3 separate regions of the Homo sapiens genome follow, and regions 2 and 3 are each linked to region 1. A link is a loop called in an ENCODE intact Hi-C map of the cell type or tissue named here. Cell type or tissue: HCT116. All regions are shown on one strand. Region 1 has its middle 9.5 kb from the start of TRE-CTC1-7. Region 2 has its middle 92 kb from the start of RNF217. Region 3 has its middle 170 kb from the start of CENPW.

Region 1 (8,000 bases):
GCTCAACCCATGAATTATCTGGCCACACTGACCATTTCTCATACCAGAGATACTTTTTTGATGCGATCCTCAAACCCCAAGGATTCCCAAGAGTGGGAGCCACAGACAAAACAACACAGGAACAATAATTCGATATAAATGCATTTAGCCACTTCTCCAAACACCAAGATGCAGCAGACAAGACAATCCCTTTGCTCTGGATATCAGGAGCTTGGACAAAAGAAGAAACAAAGTTCACAAATTGTTTGTCTTTAGGATATGACACAGTGAGAGAAGTGGTGAAAGTTATTTGTTTGTTATGCTTAAATGTATAGTTTAAGAGTTAAAATTCCGGCCTGGCGCAGTGGCTCATGCCTGTAATCCCAGCACTTAGGGAGGCCGAGGTGGACGGATCACAAGGTCAGGAGTTTGAGACCATCCTGGCTCACACAATGAAACCCCATCTCTACTAAAAGTACAAAAATTAGCCAGGCGTGGTGGCAGGCACCTGTAGTCCCAGCTACTTGGGAGGTTGAGGCAGGAGAATCACTTGAACCCAGGAGGTGGAGGATGCAGTGAGTCGAGATCACGCCACTGCACTCCAGCCTGGGCAACAAAGCGAGACTCCATCTCAAAAAAAAAAAAAAAATTGTGTAAGTGTATATTTTCTACTGATACAGTAAAGACATTAACAAGGAAGTTGTTTGCTTAATAATACAGCAACTTCACAGCCATATCTAGGAAAATGCATGTTTAATGACTTAAATCAAGTTTATTAAGCAATTTTGTTTAAGATGTGGGAGCTTCTTAAAATTCTTGGTGCTTATTCATCAGACCACTTATAAACAACTTGAACTCCATATTTATAATTCTAGTGAATTTATCTCTATTCAATATTTATAAGTCATTATAAAATATCTCAATTCTTCAAAAAGTATAATAAGTATAAAGACTAAAGGAACAGGTTTTGAAATCAGACAGACCTGATGCATCTTGAGATTTAATGGCTATGCAACTTTGGACAAATTACTGAACTTTGGACAAATTACTAAGCTTTGTTTTTATCATTAGTAAGATAGTTTTGTTTTGTTTTGAGACAGGGTCTTGCTCTGTCACCCAGGCTGGAATGCAGTGACACGATCACAGCTCACTGCAGTCCTGACCTCCCAGGCTCAAGCAATCATCCCTCCTTAGCCTCCCTAGCAGCTGGGACTATAGGTGTGGGCCACCATACCTGGCTAATTTTTTTTCTGAGGATTTTCTGAGGATTACATGAGATAATGTTCATAAGACCTGACACATAGTATATTATCAATAAATGATAGTGCAGCTTATTCAAATTTAGTTTATTAAAGATGTTTTAATATCCACATTAAGTCTCATTTGGTCTTTTTTTTTTTCTTATTCAGAGTCTTGCTCTGTAGCCCAGGCTGCAGTCCAATGGTGAGATCTCAGCTCACTGCAACCTCCACCTCCCAGGTTCAAGCAATTCTCCTGCCCCAGCCTCCTGAGTAGTGGGGATTACAGGCACCCACCATCATGCCTGGCTAATTGTTTGTATTTTTAGTAGAGACAGAGTTTTGCCATGTTGGCCAGGCTGGTCTTGAACTCCTGATCTCAGGTGATCAACCTGCCTCAGCCTCCCAAAGTGCTGGGATTACAGGAATGAGCCACCGCGCCTAGCCTCATTTGGTCTTATACACAATTTCTGCTTTCCCACTCAGACACTTTCATTCAAATATATACCAAGGTAGTCCCCCAATATCCATTCTCTTTACATTAAGTGAATAACATGTACATATTGATTTTTATGAATATATTCACAGATTTGCAGAATTTCAGAGTTAGAAGAACATAAACTAGACTATGCTTCATTTCTCAGATGAGAAAAATGGAGGCATAGCCACGTTAGATCATCTTTCCCACAGTGACATGATCCAGGTCTCCTAATTTCTAGTACTTGATTCTTTCTGAGGTGAAGTGACCACAAAGCAAACAACATTTTCTTTTATATCTTGTATATTCGAGGTGCCAGGGGTTTTTATTTTGTTGTGGATGAGCTAAATAGGTCTATCTGTTTGTTAGGATAGCACACTTTATGTTTCCTGTCTTCAAAAGCAATGGTTTTTAGTCTGATTCAAAATAAATACAATGGGGTCATGTTTCTTCAAAAGAAAAAAATATAGTGAGCATAGATGAGATTAAAATTGCATTACTGTTTTCAAGTGATGTCCCTCACTATCAAAAAGCAAATCACACAAAGGTGAACGGAGTTGGGCCACTAATACTCAGTGCAGGATCTTTCATATATACAGTACTCATAAAACTACTGAACCACCCGTGACTGGGCACGGGTTTTGAGCTGCTACTTCATCTTCCTTGCTGTGGCTCCTTAATGTTCTTAGTGTGAAGACAAAATCCTTCACCTCACTACGAGGCCATGCAAGATCCATCTACTGCCTACTTCCCAGGCCTCTCTTCACCTCTCTCTGATACCTCTGCCTTGCCATCCAGCCCTCCTGGCTTTCTTTCAGCCTCTGGTATTCTCCTCGCTCCCTCCTGCTACAAGGCCTTGCACATGTTCCTTCTGTGTGAATGTTCCTTTCTCTCCTTCTTACCTAGGCAACTCATCTTTATCTTTCAGATCTCAACAAATGGATCACTCCTCTGACATCTCCAACTGGTTCAAAACCTCACTGTAGAACTATATGAACCACCTATTTCTCCTTTCTTCCTCATAGGCTTTGTCAGTCACAATTTAAATTTGTGATTGTATGATTACTGTCTATCTTCACCACCACACTCAAAGCAAATGACAGTGACTATGTTTCTGCTTATCATTGAGTCTCCAGGACCTCTTGCCCTGCGTCTATCTGACACAGAAAAGAGGCTCAACAAATATTTTTGGACATTGGTTAAATGAATGAATACATGAATGCATGACTGATGGAATGAGGAAGGAATGAATGAACGTCATATGCTGAACCAGCATACTTGTTGCATTAAATTTATTTGAATGGCTTTCCCCAGTCTTTAATCTGATAGCACAATACATATACATATACAAGTAAAATAAAGCACAATTGATGACAAGAAGAAAGAAACTAAAGGGAAAAAATCCTCAACATTTCAAAAGTGGGATTACTTGATTAAAGAATCAGAATGAGACACATGAGACTAGGACGCCACCTTGTGGTTTATTTTCACATTTACCATTTTCGACCTGCTTTCAGAACAACTTCAGAAAGTTCAACCTGGAACTTTTGTACTTCAGAAAAAGCGAGTGTGTGTTGTTCAACCCCATGTGTCCATGTGTTCTCATCATTCAGCTCCCACTTATGAGAACATGTGGCAGCCCTCTCCCTCTCCCTCTCCCCATGGTCTCCCTCTCCCCACGGTCTCCCTCTCCCTCTCTTTCCACGGTCTCCCTCAAATGCCGAGCCGAAGCTGGACTGTACTGCTGCCATCTCGGCTCACTGCAATCTCCCTGCCTGATTCTCCCGCCTCAGCCTGCCAAGTGCCTGCGATTGCAGGCGCGCGCCGCCACGCCTGACTGGTTTTCGTATTTTTTTGGTGGAGACGGGGTTTTGCTGTGTTGGCCAGGCTGGTCTCCAGCTCCTAACCGCGAGTGATCTGCCAGCCTCGGCCTCCCGAGGTACCGGGATTGCAGACAGAGTCTCGTTCACTCAGTGCTCAATGTTGCCCAGGCTGGAGTGCAGTGGCGTGATCTCGGCTAGCTACAACCTCCACCTCCCAGCCGCCTGCCTTGGCCTCCCAAAGTGCCGAGATTGCAGTCTCTGCCCGGCCGCCACCCCGTCTGGGAAGTAAGGAGCGTCTGCCTGGCCGCCCATAGTCTGGGATGTGAGGAGCCCCTCTGCCCGGCTGCCCAGTCTGGGAAATGAGGAGCACCTCTTCCCGGCCGCCATCCCGTCTAGGAAGTGAGGAGCGTCTCTGCCCAGCCGCCCATCGTCTGAGATGTGGGGAGAGCCTCTGCCCCGCCGCCCCGTCTGGGATGTGAGGAGCGCCTCTGCCCGGCCACGACCCTGTCTGGGAGGTGAGGAGCGTCTCTGCCCGGCCGCCCCATCTGAGAAGTGAGGAGCCCCTCCGCCCGGCAGCCGCCCCGTCTGAGAAGTGAGGAGCCCCTCCGCCCGGCAGCCACCCCGTCTGGGAAGTGAGGAGCGTCTCCGCCCGGCAGCCGCCCCCTCCGGGAGGGAGGTGGGGGGCAGCCCCCGCCCGGCCAGCCGCCCCGTCCGGGAGGTGGGGGCGCCTCTGCCCGGCCGCCCCTGCTGGGAAGTGAGGAGCCCCTCTGCCCGGCCGCCACCCCGTCTGGGAGGTGTACCCAACGGCTCATTGAGAACGGGCCATGATGACGATGGCGGTTTTGTGGAATAGAAAGGGGGGAAATGTGGGGAAAAGATAGAGAAATCAGATTGTTGCTGTGTCTGTGTAGAAAGAAGTAGACATAGGAGACTCCATTTTGTTCTGTACTAAGAAAGATTCTTCTGCCTTGGGATGCTGTTGATCTATGACCTTGCCCCCAACCCTGTGCTCTCTGAAACATGTGCTGTGTCCACTCAGGGTTAAATGGATTAAGGGCGGTGCAAGATGTGCTTTGTTAAACAGATGCTTGAAGGCAGCATGCTCGTTAAGAGTCATCACCACTCCCTAATCTCAAGTACCCAGGGACACAAACACCGCGGAAGGCCGCAGGGTCCTCTGCCTAGGAAAACCAGAGACCTTTGTTCACATGTTTATCTGCTGACCTTCCCTCCACTATTGTCCTATGACCCTGCCAAATCCCCTTCTGCGAGAAACACCCAAGAATGATCAATAAAAAACAACAACAAAAAAAAAAAAAAAAAAGGAAAAGCACCATTATAAACTATGGCAATAGAGGGGAGTGGAATTTTGCTTAACTATCGCTTCCATGCCGTAATCCCAAAGAGTTGGCCCAAACATTACCTATCATTTATTTTTATTTTTCATTTTAATTCAATATTGAATTAATATAGAACAGCATTATATATATGCTATTCTCTCTATATAATATATAATATATAGAATAGCGTATTATAACATTATATATAATATATAACATAGCATTATATATGTTATGCTATTATATATATAATATATAAATATATAATATGTATTTATCAATTAAACCAAGAAGTAGACTTCTAGGACTTCACTTGAAAAGAATTATATGCAGGCTGAGCCCATCATACTGCTATTCTTTTTTTTTTTTTTTTTTTTGAGACGGAGTTCTTGCTGTCGCCCAGCCTGGAGTGCAGTGGCGCGATCTCTGCTCACTGCAGGCTTCACCCACCGGGTTCACCCCATTCTCCAGCCTCAGCCTCCCGAGCAGCTGGGACTACAGGTACCCGCCACCTCGCCCGGCTAGTTTTTTTGTATTTTTAGTAGAGACGGGGTTTCACCGTGTTAGCCAGGATGGTCTCAATCTCCTGACCTCGTGATCTGCCCGCCTCGGCCTCCCAAAGTGCTGGGATTACAGGCGTGAGCCACTGCGCCAGGCGATGCTATTCTTATATGAATGACAGCTCTACATTTCTGTCTACATATATAATGCTATATATATGCTATGCTATTCTATATATTATTCTATATATAATATATGTTATGCTATTCTATATTATTCTATATATGATATAGAACATATCCTATATATTATTCTATTATATATGTTATGCTATTCTATATATTATTCTATATATAATATAGAATATATTCTATTATATGTAATATAGAATATATTCTATTATATGTAATATAGAATATATTCTATATATATAATATAGAATATATTCTATTATATGTAATATAGAATATATTCTATTATATGTAATATAGAATATATTCTATATATATAATATAGAATATATTCTATTATATGTAATATAGAATATATTCTATATATATAGAATATATTCTATTATATGTAATATAGAATATATTCTATATATATAGAATATATTCTATTATATGTAATATAGAATATATTCTATTAGAATATATTCTATATTATATATATATTCTATATTATATATATATAATAGAATATATTCTATATCATATTATATAATATATAATTATATATTATATAGAATATATAGAATAGCATAATATATAGCATATATAATATATAGCATATGTATAACATATAGCATATATAATATATAGCATATGTATAACATATAGCATATATAAATATAGCATATATAACTCATATTATATATGCATATATAATATATTATATATGGAATAGCATAACATTTATATAATGCTGTGTTATATAATAGGTAAAGGTATAAATAATCAAATGAGAATCAATACCTTTGTACCCACCACCCAGCTTAGCACTTAGCACCACTAGTACTTTGAAAGCCCTTTGTGTACTTTTTCTTTTCTCCATCTTCTCCATTCCCCATTCCCCACTATTTTATTTTTATTTATGGTTTACCATCTATATGTCTATCAATGAACAATATTTTTAATTTAGCATTTTAAAACTTCATATAATATGGGATTATACTCTATTTGACTTGCTTATTAAGTTAAACATTATTTTCCTGGAATTCATCATGTTGATAAGTGGAGATGCAATCCATTTTTTTTTTTTTTACTACTCTGTAGTATTTCATTGTATGACTATACCACAACATATTTACCCACTCTACTCTTGATAGACAGTCAGCTTGCTTCCAATTTGGGTGTATTATGAATGGTGCTGCTGTGAACATTCTTGTACACATCTGGCGCACACATGCGGGGATTTCCCAGAGGTTGAATTGCTGGGTGTGGGAATCTCCAAATTTAGATAATATCAAATGTTTTCCAGTTTATTTTATTATGCCAATTTATACTCCCACCATTAGTGTATGAGACTTTTCATTGTTCTATATTCTTGGCAACAGTTGATATTGCCAGATTTTTCCATTTTGCCTCTTTGATGAGTGTAAACAGTATCTCTTTTGTTTTAGTTTGCATTTCCCTGATCATGAAAAGAGGTTGATTCTGTTTTCAAAGATTTATTGGTCACCCTTGTTTCTTCTGAAAAGTTCCAGTTTCAGTCTTTTGCCTCATTCTTTCATTTCTTCACACAAGAGTCATTTGAATTGCTACTATATGCCAAGTACTATCATAGCCTGGAGGATACAAAAATGAATACAACATAGACCCTGCCCTCTGCTGTGGAGCTCTTGGCTTATCTATCATTTCGTTGCCTTCAGCGATCAAATGAAGACTAAAAAACAGGAAAAATTTTTGAGCACCAATTATACAATTACCACTTTAACACAAAGTAATAGAAAGTTATGAACTCTGGTCTCAGGGAATTTACAAAAGCACAACTTACACAAAACAATAACAAATTATATAAAGTCCTATATATACCACAGAAATTCAGAGGCTATAATAAGCAGAAGAAGAGGTAATTGATCAAGTAGATCCATAGTTTAAATTTAAATGTGTTTCTTTTTAACTAATGGAAAAATGTTTTTCTATAGTCTACTCGTTAAAGTAAGAAGATAAAAAAGTAAAGAACCATTTTTAAGTCAATAAAATAATAATCAACATGAAGATGTGGCAAAGATTATTTTTAAATGGGTAAAAATTGTGCTAAAGAATAAACCACTGTCACATACAAACATGCCTATTCATAAGGGCAAGTACCTTGTATTTGTCATTAAACTTACTAATGAAAATTTCCCAGTTCTTTCTATGGAATCTAATATCTCCTAATAAGCAGCTACTAGATTAACTTTCACCAAACTTGGTAATGCATAGAATTCAATTATACATTTTAAAAATAACTTCCAGTGATTCTTCTTTGCTTCTATGCAAAAACTCCCCACAAACCACCCTATTTGTAATAATCTCTCTAAAGGAGACTCTCCATAGTGCTATCAGACAATTTGTTATAATTGGGGGAGTATTAAAGAATACAAGATTCAGGCTGGGCATATCCTGTTTGGAATTCTGATTCTTCCACATACTTGTGT
Region 2 (8,000 bases), 900 kb before region 1:
CCCTTGGCAGAATCGATTATATGCAGTTGTAGAACTGGGGCACTTGTTTTCTTGCTAGCTATAGGCCAGGGGTTGTTCTCAGCTTCAGGATGAGAACAGGTTACTGCCCACGTTCCTTGGCTCACAGCAACATTGGACCAAGTTTTTCACATGCTTCAACTCCCTCTGACTTCCCCATCTGCCATATCGCTGTTTCTGCCTCCATTTTCTGCCTTTGAGAGCTCATATGATTACAGTGGGCCCAATTAGAGTCAGCTGATTGGTGACCTTAATCACATGTATAGAGCCTTTCAGGACAATATCTAGATTAGTGTTTGGTTGAATAACCAGGGGATGGAAATCTTGGGTGGACAACTTTAGAAATCTGCCTACTGTAGTGTGAAGTGCCATGCTGAGATAATACATTCCATATATTATCAAATTTAATTTTCCAAAAAATAGTATAACCAGGTGATAAGTACTGTTATCACTAAAAACAATAGCAACAACAAAAATCTTCCTATTGTTTGTTTCCAGCTGATGATAGCTATCAAGCTACTTTAAAACATCTCTAATAGGATTTTGTTTTTAAAGTTATATATTTAAAAAATAACTCTTCAAAGAACATGTCTGTTGCATAAGCAAGGGACAAGTATAACTGAGGTTATTTTGTATCATTTTAAAGAAAATCTCAACCTGCCTTCTCTCTATGCTCATTTCCATAGTGTGGCCAAAAATCCTAATGCTGAATTAGTGATCATGGCATTTCCATGGCAACATACCAGGGTGCCGCCAGCATAAGGCCTTCTTCTCTTAACTGCAGCATAAACAATTCACCTGATTATGGGCTATTAAAAGGCCACACACAAGGACATGTAAGTAGAAAAAGAAAGGGAAGGTTCTGGTAATGTACATTGGAATACATTTTGGCAATCCCTAATAAGCAACCTGAGAAAGAAGATACTGAGAAAATGGTAAAGAATTCTTCCAATTGGATTTTGCAAAAATTGGACAGGTTCTCAGCCAGCTGACTTTGTGGAAGTGCTTCTGCAAGATTTTAGGATAGTTTTTCTCTGTAGAAAGTGCTGATTTTAAAATATTTCTCTTTCCTTCTCCCTCATTATCCACACACACAAAAATTCTTTTCTCACTACATAAATACAAAAGTAAGACAGTTTATGACATACTTATGTTATGTATATATTATTTTAAGCCAAGAGAGAGAAGTAAAAGAATATATAATTTGGATTTTTTTATATCAGAAACAAAGCCCAGGAAGAAAACATCTTTTTAAAAACATCATTCACAAAGTTTCTTTAAACCCAGCAAAACCCATACCACTGTCTTGGTAGGTGTCCTACAAATTGTGAGTAGATAAACTTTGAATTGAGCCTTTCCAGACAGACCCCTTAGTATCATATGTATCCTTGTCTAGGCTGTCAACTAATGCAGAGATTTCTGTCTACCTTATCATTTTTTAAAATTCAAATACTCATGGGGGAAGACATGTTTTAAGTCACATTAAAATGAGTGAGTTTTATCAAGTACAGTATCTTACTATCCAGCTGTTCAGAGCCCACCACTATCCTTAAGAAAAAGGGGTAGAACCACTTCCCTTTAGGCACATCCTTCCTATACACCCCCAGACTGCCTTTTTATAAGTTCTGCCCCCAAGGGTGCTATTGCTATGCATTTCACATTTTGGCTTTAACCCATGCTGACCCCATGTTCATATGGCGTGTTTTGCCTGTGTAAAAGGTTCCAGAAGATAAATTTTGAGGATTTATACATTTGATGACCCCACCATTGAAAGTTTTAATACAAAAGACTCTCTCGTCTCTGACAATGTCACCATTTTACCAGAACAAGCATTTGCAAAATTATTATTCAACAAGGTTAACACTTTCATCTGTTAGAGCCTTACAGAAAAAGCAAAATATTACACAAAGAAAATACAGTCTATCAACATTATAAGAGCCTTTTGATATGACCCAGTAAAGCATTGTTGGTGATCAATATACAAAGCAACCAATGCAGCCACTTAAAGCTGTTAGCATTCATAAGTGGTTGTGTCAGCAAGACCTCTGTTTCATTTTGAAAATGGAATTATATGTTATGTGGAATGCTGAATTGCAGTTATGACTATCTTATAAAATCTAAAAGATAAGCAATGAATCATATCCCTCAATTGGCAAGGAAGAGTCAGAAAGGCCCTGAAGACGTTTGGAAGATGTTGCAGACAGACACAACCTTGGCACAGTGGGAAGAGTATGGGCTTTAGGGTCAGGCAGCATTTTCTCCCAGTCCCTGTACTTGACAATTTACAAACTGGTGACCTTGGGCAAGTTGCTTAACTTTTCTGGACCTTAGTTTTCACAAGTTTAACATGTGGATAATTAGAAGGACATATAATACATTTTGTGAATCAAGGTTCTTCAAAGAGTGAAATAGGGGAGAGGGGTACTGTTAATAATTAAACCAGCACAACAGGATTAACCAAGACTGTGAGACAGAGGCAAGCCAGGATGTATGGCCATCCTATCAGGATAATTAAAAATCGGTGCCTACACTGACAACACTAAATGCTGGTAAGGATGTGGAACAACAGAAACTCTCATTCATTGCTGATGGGAATGCAAAATGGTGCAGTCACTTTGGAAGACAGTTTGGCAGTTTCTTGCAAAAGTAAACACAATTTTACCTGAAGATCCAGCAATTGTGCCCTTTGGTATTTACCCAAATAAATTGAAAGCTTATGTCCATATAAAAATATGCACATTGATGTTTATAGTAGCTTCATTCATAATTGCCAAAACTTAGAAACAACTAAGATGTCCTTCAGTAGATGGGTGGGTAAACTTTGGTACATCCAGACAACAGAAGATTATTCAGCATTAAAAAGAAATGAGGTATCAAGCCATAGGAAGACATGGAAGAAACTTAAATTCATATTACTCAGTGAAAGAAACCAATCTGTAAGAGCTACATGCTGTATGAATCCAAATATATGACATTCTGGGGAAAGATGAAACTATGGAGACAGTAAAAACATCAGTAGTTGCCAGGGATTAAAAGCCAGGAAACAATGAGTAGGCAGAGCACATGCATTTTTTAGGACAGTGAAACTACTCTGTATGATCCTATAATAGTAATTACATGTCATTATAAATTTGGCCAACCCCGTAGAATGTACAATACCAAGAGTGAACACTAACGTAAACTATGGACTTCCAGTGATTATGTGTCAATGTAGGCTCATCAATTGTAACAAATGTACCATTTTGGTGGAGGATGTTGATAGTGGGGAAGGTTGTACATATGTAGGGGGAGGGAGTATATATATATACCTTCTGCTCAATTTTGCTGTGAACCCAAAATCACTCCAAGAAATAACATCTATTAATTTTTAAAAAGGAAGAAAGAAAAAAGTAAATGCCTAATACCATGAAGTTGCTGTGACAACTAATATAAACAAAATACATAAACACTTAGCATATAGTCGACACTAAATAAAAATTAGTCTTTCTGTTTCTTTCCCTCTCTTTTGACCATGAAAAACACAAATAAGAACACAATTTTAGTACTTGTAACGATGAAGAGATTATGTAACATGTAACAGTATTTATAACTCAGTCTATTTGCCCATTAAAATATTATAAATTAGAATCTATTTTAACAATGTATACTCTACAATCCACAAATTTAATCACGTTTGTTGAATGAGTGACTGAATAAATAAATAAGTCACAAACTCTTCTCTTTTCTACAACACTCTTTTTGCACTTGACTGCTGTTCTTCGTGTATTAGTGGACAGAGGACAGGACCTTGATGTCTGAATTTACCAGCTACATGAGCTTGGGAAAGTCACTTAAACTCTTTGTACCTCAATTTTGTCATTTGTCAAACCAGCAATCATTAAACTCTTTGAGATAATGGCTGGGGAATACATAGTACTTTGCTTAACATATAACTACCTAATAACATTACCTTCCTTCTTTCTTCTATCCTTATGATGTTTCCATTTGACCCCTAAAATTTTGTCTTCTAAATATAAGAATTTTTTTAGAGGTTTCTGGTACATGCAAATTGCCCCTGGTTATCACACATTGTTTTTCAGGTAAACTGGTTAATCACTAACTATCAAAAGTAATAAATTCCAGCTACGTTTCAGAAAGTTAATTGTAAAAATATGGATGTAGGAATTCTGACATAATCTTGGAATTCATTGATAAAAACCCAGGATTTCCCATATCTACCAGTAAGCAGAAGAGGGAGCTCTAAGCCTGGAATTCAAACTCCAGCTTTCTTAAAGCTAAAACTTGATCAAATTTTTGAACCTGTATAAACAAACTCTAAACCAAAAATATCTAAACTATATAAATTCAAGAAGACAGCAAAAAATTCTGATCCATCATCCAAGGATTTAAATATGGAATAATTTATCTTTTGTCCCAAACTCAATATAAACTCCTTTAATGCCATTAACATGAAATGCTTGCTTTCGAGGCATGTTTATTTTTAAAAGTCCACTGATATATTTAAATACATACAAGTATTTGTAAGTTTTTCCTATGTATGATAATATAGCCTTTTTGTGTATAAAAATGTTTGAGAATTTGTAAAGAATGGGGTCATTTTTCCCTTTGTTACAACTTTCTTCTAGTCTAATTCTCTGTGTTGCTAAAATTTACAGACACATTCCTAAGGCTATACAAATGTCGAATCTCTATGATTCTTGGCAGAATTAGTCTTTTATCCATTTACGGTCAAATCTGACTGATTCTTATTGTTTTTAATAGCTATATCTATATTTATCTTTCTCCTTCTCTCTCTCTCTCTCTCTAATTTTATCAGTTCAGACCTCACAATCTATATATTAGTAATTTTTCAGACATTACCAGAAACTATGAAAACCATAATTATTTCACAACTTAATTCCAGCATAGTTACATACAAAAGAGAAGGAGTAAAGGGTTAGAGCATGTACTACTTCAGTCAATTACATTATCTGAAGCACCAAGAAGAGAAAAAATTCATCTCCATTCAATCAATATTATGGCTTAATCACATTTTCTATAAGGATGTAAAAATGAGGGACTGGGGATTTGAAAATGGCTCTGTCACTATCTCTGTGACACTTGAAACATAGAATTTTGCTTAACTTTTTAATGAGAAGAATAATTACTATTATACAAGGCTGTTGGGCAGATTAAATGAGATAATATATGTGTACAAGTTTCTTACACAGTGCCTGTAACACAGCTGCTCAATATAAATGACTGTCTTCTTTTCTAATTTTATAAAGCCTCTATCATTAAAGTTTGCGCTTTAATACAAACCAGGCTGGGTGCGGTGGCTCACGCCTGTAATCCCAGCACTTTGGGAGGCCAAGGCGGGCAGATCATGAGGTCAGGAGTTCGAGACCAGCCTGGCCAACATGGTGACACCCCATCTCTACTAAAAATATAAAAATAACTCAGGGGTGGTGGCACGTGCCTGTAGTCCCAGCTACTCGGGAGGCTGAGGTAGGAGAATTGCTTGAACCCGGGAGGCAGAGGTTGCAGTGAGCCGAGATCACGCCACTGCACTCCAGCCTGGGCAACAGAGCAAGACTCCATCTCGAAAAATAAATAAATAAATAATAAAAAAATATACAAACCACATACAGAAAACTATCAGAAGATTTCCACATTAAGGCTTTCTCATACATAGATTGATGGTTGATTATATAATGATAGCACCAAGGCAATGTCAAATGCTAACAAAACCTAAAACTTTTTGGAGCACTAACTGCCTATCAGGCATTGTATAGCACAGGCTATAGTTAATTTAATCTTCATTATTATCCTTCAATATACGTCCTGTTATTGTCTTCCACTTACCCATGAAGGCATGGAGAGGCTACTTAATTGTCTCAAAACCTCACAGCTACTGCTCAACAAAGCAAATGTGTTTGACCACAAAACTAGAATTCTTAACCATTGCCCCTCACTGCTCAAGAATCTTCTGAAACAGAAGGTTCGTGTACACATGATTTGCATAAGATTTCAACTCTCCATACATTTTAACAAGCTCCTAAGCAAATTTATTGTGTCTATGTTCCAACCCTGCTAATCTGACTAATCTATACATCACAATCTCCAGCCCCATTATTTTAGATAGATTCCTATACCATTACCTACTACGATTTTGTCCTACAAAACAGAAAATCTAGTAAGTAGAAGTAAATTAATAGTAAAGTTCTAAATGTATTGACACTGATACAGCATATTAATGTATAAATGAGCAAATATATCCTTTTCATTCTTTAATGCTTAAAATTCAACAGACATTACTTGCAAAAACGTTCATTCTGTTTGAATAATACTGAAAATGAAATTATGTTGACCAGTGATCACTTCCCTAAAACCAACCATCATTAACTCTAGCAATTTGCTCCTTACTCTTATCAAGAATAACCTAGTAACTACCTCCAAAGCAGCTAATTTATTTCATTTATTCTCTAAAAATAATTATACTTTAATGATCTACTTTTCAGGGTAAGATGCTCATTTATTGCAGTGTATCAAAAGCTTTTATGTAACTGAACCATTAGGCTACACCTTATCATATGGTCCTCTTAAAAGTCTGGGCAAAAACAAATACTTTTAATACTGATTTCTATCTACTCCACGCTCGGCTTGAGTTAGTTGTCTGTAAATCAATCCTTCTGACATGTAGGTGTAAATCTCTGTTCTTCACTTCAGGAAAGTTTCCACCACATTTCTGGGCTTTAGTTTTCTTCTAGGTCTTTCCAGTGTGTTGCTCGCCCCTGAAGCCCAGGTTCATAAACATAACTGAATACTGTGCATCATACTGAAATTTTCTGCAGATACCTCAAATTCCCAATGTCTTCCAAAATAAAGATCTCACATCCATTGTCAATCCTCTCTCTCACAATTCCCACATACCTTTCATAATCAAACTCTAAATTCTACCAGTGTTTTGAGTCCATTCTCTTCTTTGTGTTCTTTAATTACAGCTTTTATCATCTCTTAATTTTTTTGTTTGTTTTTACAGTTTCCATGTCCTTATCTTTCTGTACTACATTCTGGTTCGTTTCCTCATCTCTCTCATCTAGTCATTAAATTTATCTTGAGTTCTTTTTGATCTTCTATTTTAACCTCTTCACAAAATTCTTTATTAGATATACTTTTATAGCTATACTTTCTAGTTGGTTCTTTTTTCAATCCTCCTGATATTTTTCCAGAATATTCTTGTCATTGATTTATGGCTTCTTTTTTTCCCACCATTTCCTAAAAAATTTTAGACAGACAAGTTTGACAGGTTTTTTTCAAATTCTTCCATCTTGAATTATTGGATGTGAACCTCACACGTATTGCATTTTCTGACATTCTTTTGTAGTGGTTCATTTTTTCATAAGCCTTACAATTTTAAACATGCAGGCCTTTTCAGCAGTGTTATGGAGCTCTCAGGAATGGGGTTATGCTCTTAAGAAGGAGATCCCAGAGAGCTAGCTCCCCACTTCTGGCATGTGAGGACATGGCTAGAAGATGCCATCTGTGAACCAGAAAGCAGGCCCTCACCAGACGCCAAATCTGCCAGTGCACTCATCTTGAACTTCTTAGACTGTAGAATTATGAGAAATAAACTTCTGTTGTTTATAAGTCACTCAATGGAAGATATTTTGTTATAGCAGCTTGAATGGCCCAAGACAGAGTTGTTTTCATGAGCTAAGAGTGTGAAGGGGCTTCTTATTGGAAGCATTTCTACACAGTAGCTTCTCACTTTTCTCTGCCAAGGTGCTATTGGTTTTGCCAGTTCAGGGCCAATTTTTTAAATTGACATTCTTATTGAGATAATTATAGATTCATGTGCAGTTTTAATAATACTGAGAGATCCTCTGTACCTTTTACCCAGTTTCTCTCAATGGTAACATCTTGCAAAATAATAGTATAGTTTCACAACCAGGATACTAATATTATACAATTCACTGTGTTTGCTAAGATTTCCCCAATTA
Region 3 (8,000 bases), 400 kb after region 1:
GAAGGCAATGCTCTTATGTGTGTGTATATGGTGTGTGTCTGTATTTGTGCCTATGGATAATCATTAGTTTCTCAAATGTATGCAAGTGATACAGCACATATGTGTATTTCCCAGTCTTCATACGCTCAACAGACCAGCCTTCTTTTTCCACCTCGGACATATGTTTCTGGGTAGGTTTCCTGATTTGTAATCAGTCAGCCTCTGATATTCACTGTGACTTTGGTTTCCAGCCCTGTCTGGAAGAACTCCAGCCTGGGAGAATGTAAACATTTTATTCAGAAGCCTGTGATGTTGGAAAGAGGAGGTTTTGGATGATTTTTGTTTTTGTTTGGACTTGGGTCAGTGTCTCCCATTTATAGCTGGAATGTGAACTGCATGGCTTCAGATGTGTTTTGGAAGATTGATGTGGGCCTCATGAAACTCAGCTACAGTGGAGCCTCAGGAGACTAGGAGCTGGTTATCATATTAAGAAACACATTTCTTTTTATCAGTGAATATTAATGCTGAACAGTGAAGCTGTGGAACTCCTTCTCTTACACCGGCAACCTCAGCCCTCCTAGAAAAGCTGTGTAGTCAGAACCAGTGTTAGGGGGAGTTCTTTATGGTTTCTCCAACAGTCGTTGATACTGAGTAAAAAGGGACTACCCAGGGGATTTCAAGTCAAAATCTAAGAACTAAACTTATTTCTGTTAATGATATGAATGACATGTCATTGGTGAATGGAAAGAAAATGCTCTCAATATATGGAGCTATAGGAATAAATGCTAGAAGTGAGGCTAAGTTTTTGCCAGCTGTATCCTACTGATCATATTGGCCATTATGTTAGAATTGCCACTTTCCCTCTCCTTGGATGAAAAGAGGTCTTATTTTATTTTTCCAAGAAGGAGTCTTGCTCTGTCACCCAGGCTGGAGTGCAGTGGCGCGATCTTGGCTCACCGCAACCTCTGCCTCCTGGGTTCAAGCGATTCTCCTGCCTCAGCCTCCCAAGTAGCTGGGATTACAGGAGTGTGCCACCTCGCCCAGCTAATTTTTATATTTTTAGTAGAGAAGGAGTTTCACCCTGTTGGCCAGGCTGGTCTCAAATTCCTGACCTTGTGATCTGCCAGCCTCGGCCTCCCAAAGTGCTGGGATTACAGGTGCGAGCCACCATGCCCTGCCATGAAAAGAAATGTTATAAAAGTACAAACCACTTGTGCTTTATTTTATGGGTGAGTCTACTTGTGGTGGATCCACTTGTCTCATACCATTATGTCTACTTCTTTCCTTTTTGATTGCTAAGAAAATTTTCCATCTTTTCCAACGAAAATGCAGGATCTAAAACAGAATTGCAAAGTTATTCCAAAATCAAACCAAACAAACGAACAAACTAATCATTAACATTTAAAAATCAGGAGATCGCACCTAAGAATCTGCATTTCTTCAGTCTCCTGGAATGCAGGTGCATGTGGTAGCACTGAGTCTGCATTTCTGCATACTGGAACTGGGTAGATGGAGCTACCTTTTAATGTGACACGTGCTCCCAGTCTTATTAAGGCAGGCCAGCTTTACCCATTTGTGTGAGCTGCCCTGTCCTTGTAGGCATTTGAATTTTTAACGTTTGGTCTATAGGAAAGAAAACTTCTGCAATATTTTTTTTTCTTCCTTGAGACTCTAAGTGATGTTTTGGAATTGGAAATGAGCTATGGTTAGTGAATGGAAATGGTCAGTGGAAATATGTAATTAAAGGGACTTCCCTAGAGCCACGATCTAAATGTATTTGGGCAACAATGGTGCTTAGTGTTACCCATGTCGAAAAGACTCATCAGTCTGAACTTAGTTTTCACAGATACATGCTCAGGGGAAACGTTTCCTCCTGAAGATGATTCCTCTTGGTTTTGACTGCCTGGATCAGTTCATAAAGCTGGAGTTATGGCTTCTTCAAAAAAGCCTGTCTCTCATGCTGTGGTAAAATATGTGGTCACCTGGCTGGTGAAGAGTTTCTGGGTCCCATAATATTTTACATAGGACACAAAAAATGGAATGCTTTTGGACTTAAACCTGTTTTCTTTTCAACTCCTTCTGCCTAGAGGAGATGGTAGCCTCAGAAGAGTTCTTACTTCCCCTTCCTAGAACTGTGCAAATCTTTCAGGTCCCAGCTGGTAATGGAGAAATTACTTTTTGTTATTTAAAAAATATAAACAGGAAAAATAAAAACCATGATATTTCATGAAATACAACTTCTTTTCTGTTTTCTACTAAATAAGACAAATTTTTTTTTATATGTGTTCAGGTTCCTGACTGTCTTTAGTACTTTACCTTCTCATGGTCTCTACTCTCTTGCAATTTATTTTATATAGTCTTTTTCCAGGAATCCTCCCGTCTCATTAGATTTTTCTTTTTGTTCCTTTCCATGCTGCTGTATTTTCCTTTTATTTTAGAACCTGTGTCTAATTTTCCAGCTCTCTACTTTTATTCTTATTTTCCTTTTGTCAGCCTGGTGTCTTTTATTTTCTATTGTTTCATTTTTTCCCTCTCTGTGCCCTTTTTCATGTGCTATTATACAGGGTTTGCTTATTTTTCACTTCTGTTCAGTTTGTTTTATTCTCTTACCATGCATTCATACCTCCTGCTTCAAAACCAAAAAACCCGAAACTGATTCTTACTTTTTTAATTGTAACCCTCTCCCTAGTTTATTTACACTAACTTTACACTATGAGTTTTTTATACTTGAAATTGCCAAAATTTCCTTATCACTTAGTTTTCTCCCAGTTTCCCATAGAAAATTCAGTGGATGTTCTTTCCATATGTCAGCTGCTGTGGTAACCCAAGACAGAGGTCATTATGTTCAGTTCTGATCACATTTTGTTCTTTCGCTGGCTGTATTACCTGAAGGAAGCCACAGTCTCTGTCTGGGTCTCATTTTTTTTTATCTAGTAAAGTTAACAGGGAGAACAAGGTGTGGTTCTCAGATGAGGCACACCTGTGAGCTCGCCAGAACTGTGCTACCTCAGGTCTCACTCCACACTTCCTGACGTGGTATCTGCATTTTTACAAGATCTCCCGCTGATCTGTGCCCTCATGGAAGTTTGAGAAGCACAATCTCGATGCTCTTTGGGGGTTTTTCCAGGTTTAACTTTGCTGAAAATAAGGGAAAACCTATTTTACTAAGTGAAAATAAGTGAAATATTTTAATAAGTGAAAATAAGGGAAAAACATAAAGTGAAAACTGCTTTGGTTACAAGGCACAGTAGAATAACCTGGGAAGCATCAATAAAATGTCAATGCCTTAGAGGTCCCTCCTCAGGGCAGCTGATTCAGAAACTCTGGGGATGGTATTTTTTACTGTACCAGGTGATTTTAATGAGCAGGTTGATCCCCACTTAAATATGCTATTTAACTTTGACCTCCTTTACTGATGCCCTCAGTGCTGCCCTCTTTTGGTTGTGAGGTAAGTAATTACTATGGAAAGAGGAACTTCGAAGTATTTGGTTTCATCTACTTAAACCCACCAGAATTTATTCTGGGGAGGCCATAACTGGGGAGATAGATAACTATCGAAGGAGGCTATATGTATTTTTATAGCGTTATGAAAGCAAAAGCAGGATTCGCTTACTTTTTTTTTTTTCTCAAGACTGATTAAGGCTTTTGCTGGCAATGGGAGTGTTTGTGGTAACAGAAGGAAGTAACCCTGGCAAGTGATAGATAGACATTGTATCCTAAGAGTCTTGGGGGTGGTGGGTGCCGGGGATATGTCAGTGGGATGGTTTTATTTCATCAGAACTTGGTGCTGGTGTTGACTGGATACTCACAATTAGCCACATGCTATGATTGGGTTACTGAACATTAGGTTCTAATTTATTTTTAATTATTTCAGGTTGTTGAACTGTAGCTGATTTAAGAAAACTTGAAACCAAGATTTTTTTTTTTAACTGCTCTTATAGTATTCTTAGTGTGAGAACTGGGGAGGGAATAGTCATAAAACAATTTGTCACAAGAGTGGAGGGTGTGACAATACTATTAGGTGGTGATACTTTAATGTTGTAGTTTTAAAATCGGATCTTGAGAAACTGTGTCTTTAAAGATTTTTTCTTTTTTTAAGAGAGAGAGTTTCGCTCTTGTCGCCCAGGCTGGAGTGCAATGGTGTGATCTCGGCTCACTGCAACTTCTGCCTCCCGGCTTCAAACGATTCTCCTGCCTCAGCCTCCCGAGTACCTAGGATTACGGGCAGCCTGCTACCATGCCCAGCTAATTTTTGTATTTTTAGTAGAGAAAGGTTTCATCATATTGGCTAGGCTGGTCTCAAACTCCTGATCTCAGGTGATCCACCCGCCTCAGCCTCCCAAACGGCTGGGATTACAGGCAAGAGCCACCACACCTGGCCTTTAAAGGGCTTTTTAAAAAAAGGTTAAATGTTTTTCACCAGTGCTCAATGAGAAACACAAACATGATTACATTGTTTGGAGTGGCTGAATTACTTGATCAAAATTTAAAAAAAAAGGTATTTTCCCTAAGTGGTTTTTGCTTAGTACAGCACCTTTTTTTCCCCTCAGTTTTCATGTCCTGAATTATTTCTGCATCATTAAGTTTAGCTGAGGAGCCAAAATTCTGTCATTGTGGGGGGATTGCTGAGGTGTCACATCGACAAAGGGAGGTACTTAGAATAAGATGTCATTTTGGTCTGTTCTTGAGTGTTACTCCAAGAAGTTATGTGAGCAGAGAAACACTAATCCTGTGGGCCATCTGTCTTTCCCATCATGTGGCAGAACCCCCATGCAGAATCTCTAGTCAAGGTTGGACCATGGCTGCATTTCATTACATCTGAAAAGAGTCCCCGGTAGTTATGTGATTTTTACCTCACAGATTGCTCAGAATCACATAAAGCCTCAACAAATATTTCCTCACAGATTTATTCTAGCCCTGGTCAAAAGTGTGAAGTAGGACATTTTCTTCAAGTGTATTTTTTTTTCTGTCTTATTGAAACACTTTCAATACTGTTAGCGTGACTTTGTGTCCCATCCGTCCAATATTTGCTGTACTCACAGCTGTTACCTCTGCAGGAAATCTTTGCAAACTAGAGTCTTCATTCTTTCATGGTTCTAGGCAGTAAGCTTAGAAGGGACAGTGGAGCTGTAACACTCACTGTTTCATAAGTTTTTAAACTTATGCTGTAAAAGTCTCTGATACATGCAAGATCAGAGAAAATGTAGAACAAAGGAGGCATATAGATGAGGTGAGGATACTGGGAAGATAATAAATTTGCACAGAAGGGAAGGGAGTTTATAAAATGTGGGAAGAGTCAGGAAAGGCTGGCAGGAGGTGAACCGGGGTGTAAGAAGGATGTGTACAATATGTAGGTAGAGAAGATATGTCATGAGGCCTCGCAATGCCCTCATTACCATTATGGTTAGGTAGTTGCCAACACATGTTTTCGGAGCACCTACTGTGTGCCAAACATTATTCTGGTGCTCAGGGTATGGCAGTAAATGAGCCTAGCAGAATTTCTGTCTTCAAGGAGCTAACATTCTATTCTAGTAAAAAAGTTCTCTTGCCCTTGCTAAGTTTGAAATGCCTGTTTATGGCAAAGGAGTAGAAATGGTAGATGCTTTATATAAAAATATATGATTTGTCTTGGCAAAGCATCCTTGAGGAGAGATTAGTACAGTGCAAAAAAGTATTGAGTAACATTCTCCCCGTTTCCACCTTTCTGTCAGGTCATAGATATAAATTACAATTCTGGCCCTCATTCACCCTCACATAGCTTTCTGGCATCCTTTCCCATTCTCTGAACATGAGAGGAATGAGAAGGTTATTTGGAAGGTCGCTGATCTTAGGAGTTGTCCTGCTACAGTTACCGGAGAATCTTGAATTTCATCTGAAAAGACTGCAAGGCAGTCGGGGCAAGCATGCTATGAGAAGTCAACTGGTAAGCAGACCCCAGAGATGAGAAGCATATGGGAAGCCAACCCCATGATTTGCTTCCTTAAAAAGTATGGGCTGTGGATGGATTTTAAATCCTACTCTAAATACAAGACTGGTGTTAGCGGTTGTTTGCAGGAAAACCAAAGGAACTTAGCATCCTTCAGTGTGTTACAGAGACTGTGTGGCCTCAAGCAGTGAAGTGAAGAATTCTTTTTGTCTTTTTCCTCATATGCCCAACCTGGAAACCAGCAGAATTTTTGATGGTGCATCTGGTTCCTGGTGTGCTGCAGAAGTGATTAGTGTGTCATGTCACTGTGGCCTCTTTCTCTGCCCCAGGAGAATGTCTGGGGAACAGAAGAGCAGAGTCCTGCCTGGGATCATGTGGGTGGGGGAGCTATTCCTTCTCAACAGATAGTGTGAGAAGCACTGATCCAAGGTCCTGGCTGCTCAAAGTGTGTTCCTAGGAGCTTGCTGGACATGCAGAATCTCAAGTTCCATCCCAGAACCTGATGTTTTTATTTGGAGCACTGGCCTTGGCAACACATGTTCCTTCCTCACCTTTCTGCAGCCTCTCACTCCCCACTGTCGCCCACTCCTCATAGGCTATCCTCAGGAATGGCATTGGTGGAGTGTTGGTGAAGGTGTAGCTGCAAGCATTCTGATCTTTATTTTACAAACTCTAAACCCAGAAGACTCCAAACCCAGAAAAGTCTAAGTCACAGAAAGCAAAGGAACAGTCTTATTTCAGACACATCTACAGTCTTTGCTGGTTAAATGTCAGGAAGCCCACAAAAAGCTGCCAGACATTTCAGGGTATGAATTTCGTATCTGTACTTCTTGACATCTGCTGGGCTACCATGCCCTTCAATTTACCAAAATATGGAAATTTCCTTATGGCATTCTACCCAAATAATGAGGAAAATGTTGATGCTTCTCTCAGCCTCAGGACCTTAAAGCCACACTGTTCCTAACCACGCTTGCCTATATGGCACTTAGCACTTTACACAAAAAACAAACAGAGGTGTTTATTCCCTGGCAGTTAATATAAATGCTTTCTGTTTTGTAAAATAGGAACAGTATTTGATTCCATTATCACAGATCTCTTGTGGACAAGTCAAAATTCTTCAATTAAGGTTATATCTAGTTAAAGGAATTTTTCTCTTTGGTCTACATCCCCACCCTGAATGTCCTTGCCTGTTAGTTCCTTGCAGGTGAAAGGTAAAAAACCTTTGCAACTTCATGCTATAATTGTGCCTTTGAATTTTCAGAGGAAAAGACAGTGAGAGAGCAAGAGCAGATTGAGAAGCAGAAGAGTGAGTCGCAAAAAGAGAAAATGACAGAAATGGAGCACCCTGGTGAGTCCCAACCACATCCATTCTTGATGATAACAACCAAAGCTCAGAAAATGATTTCTTACAGAATGTTGTATCAAAAGGAGCATATTGTATGTGCAAAGTTGCTGCAGCTTTCCTAAGTTGGCTTCAAACTATCCAACTATGATGTTAACATATTACCTTCAGCCAGTATGATACACATATTGGAATGTTTTGTATCATTGACTACTTTTCCTGTGTCTGTCCACTCTACTGTTTCAAACCCCTGGTACTGGGACAGTGATTGAACCCAGGTATTCTTGTCAATAATAGTTGGAGGGGCTTAGCAATAGATCAAGGTATAGAAGAATTAAACCTGCTATAGCTTGATCTACTTTGAGATTAGAGTGTACAGGGTCCTCTCCAACCTGACACACTTGGCCCTTTTCTGACATAGGTTTAGTAAGTTTTGTGTGCATTTGTAGATATTTTTTCATTCCTAGGGGTTTGGCTTCATTGAGATGTGAGTTGTGGAGCCAAAATACCAGAGAGGCTGACTGTTTTTGTAGCAAGAGTTAGTTTATTTTGTGGTTGGGTTTGAAAAAGAAAAAGCTAAAAACTGCCCTCAAATATCTGATTTAGCTGATTGCTAGGTTATCTAAATCAACTTGAAAACTTTGGATAAGCATTATTCAAACACTAAAGGCAACAAAAGTCTATTTCATTATGTTTGCTCTGATACCTAGCTTCCCGGCTGACTTCTTTTCCAGTTCCTTTCATCCTTTCACA

Evidence for each region. Hi-C counts contacts between places; a loop is a spot of excess contacts. Peaks named below come from ENCODE experiments on the same cell type or tissue, not always from the same donor. Only the 100,000 strongest peaks of a DNase experiment are listed, where the experiment ranks them.
Region 2: it touches region 1 in a loop (7-fold over the local background); 21 of 110 quality-filtered maps call a loop at or near these places.
Region 3: it touches region 1 in a loop (4-fold over the local background); 2 of 110 quality-filtered maps call a loop at or near these places.

Annotation. Positions count from the first base shown.
Region 1 is chr6:125,766,831-125,774,830 of GRCh38, forward strand. No RefSeq gene overlaps it. Among named protein-coding and RNA genes, the nearest start is that of TRE-CTC1-7, 9.5 kb to the right of the region's middle. RefSeq lists an enhancer at 3,979-4,901. In HCT116, a CTCF peak has its summit at 3,150 (motif pointing left); a DNase peak (open chromatin) is centred at 3,201; H3K27me3 peaks cover 407 bases.
Region 2 is chr6:124,866,560-124,874,559 of GRCh38, forward strand. No RefSeq gene overlaps it. Among named protein-coding and RNA genes, the nearest start is that of RNF217, 92 kb to the right of the region's middle. In HCT116, a CTCF peak has its summit at 4,247 (motif pointing right); a DNase peak (open chromatin) is centred at 4,272; H3K27me3 peaks cover 684 bases.
Region 3 is chr6:126,167,659-126,175,658 of GRCh38, forward strand. It overlaps a transcript of TRMT11 not described here. Among named protein-coding and RNA genes, the nearest start is that of CENPW, 170 kb to the right of the region's middle. In HCT116, a CTCF peak has its summit at 3,420 (motif pointing left); a DNase peak (open chromatin) is centred at 3,402.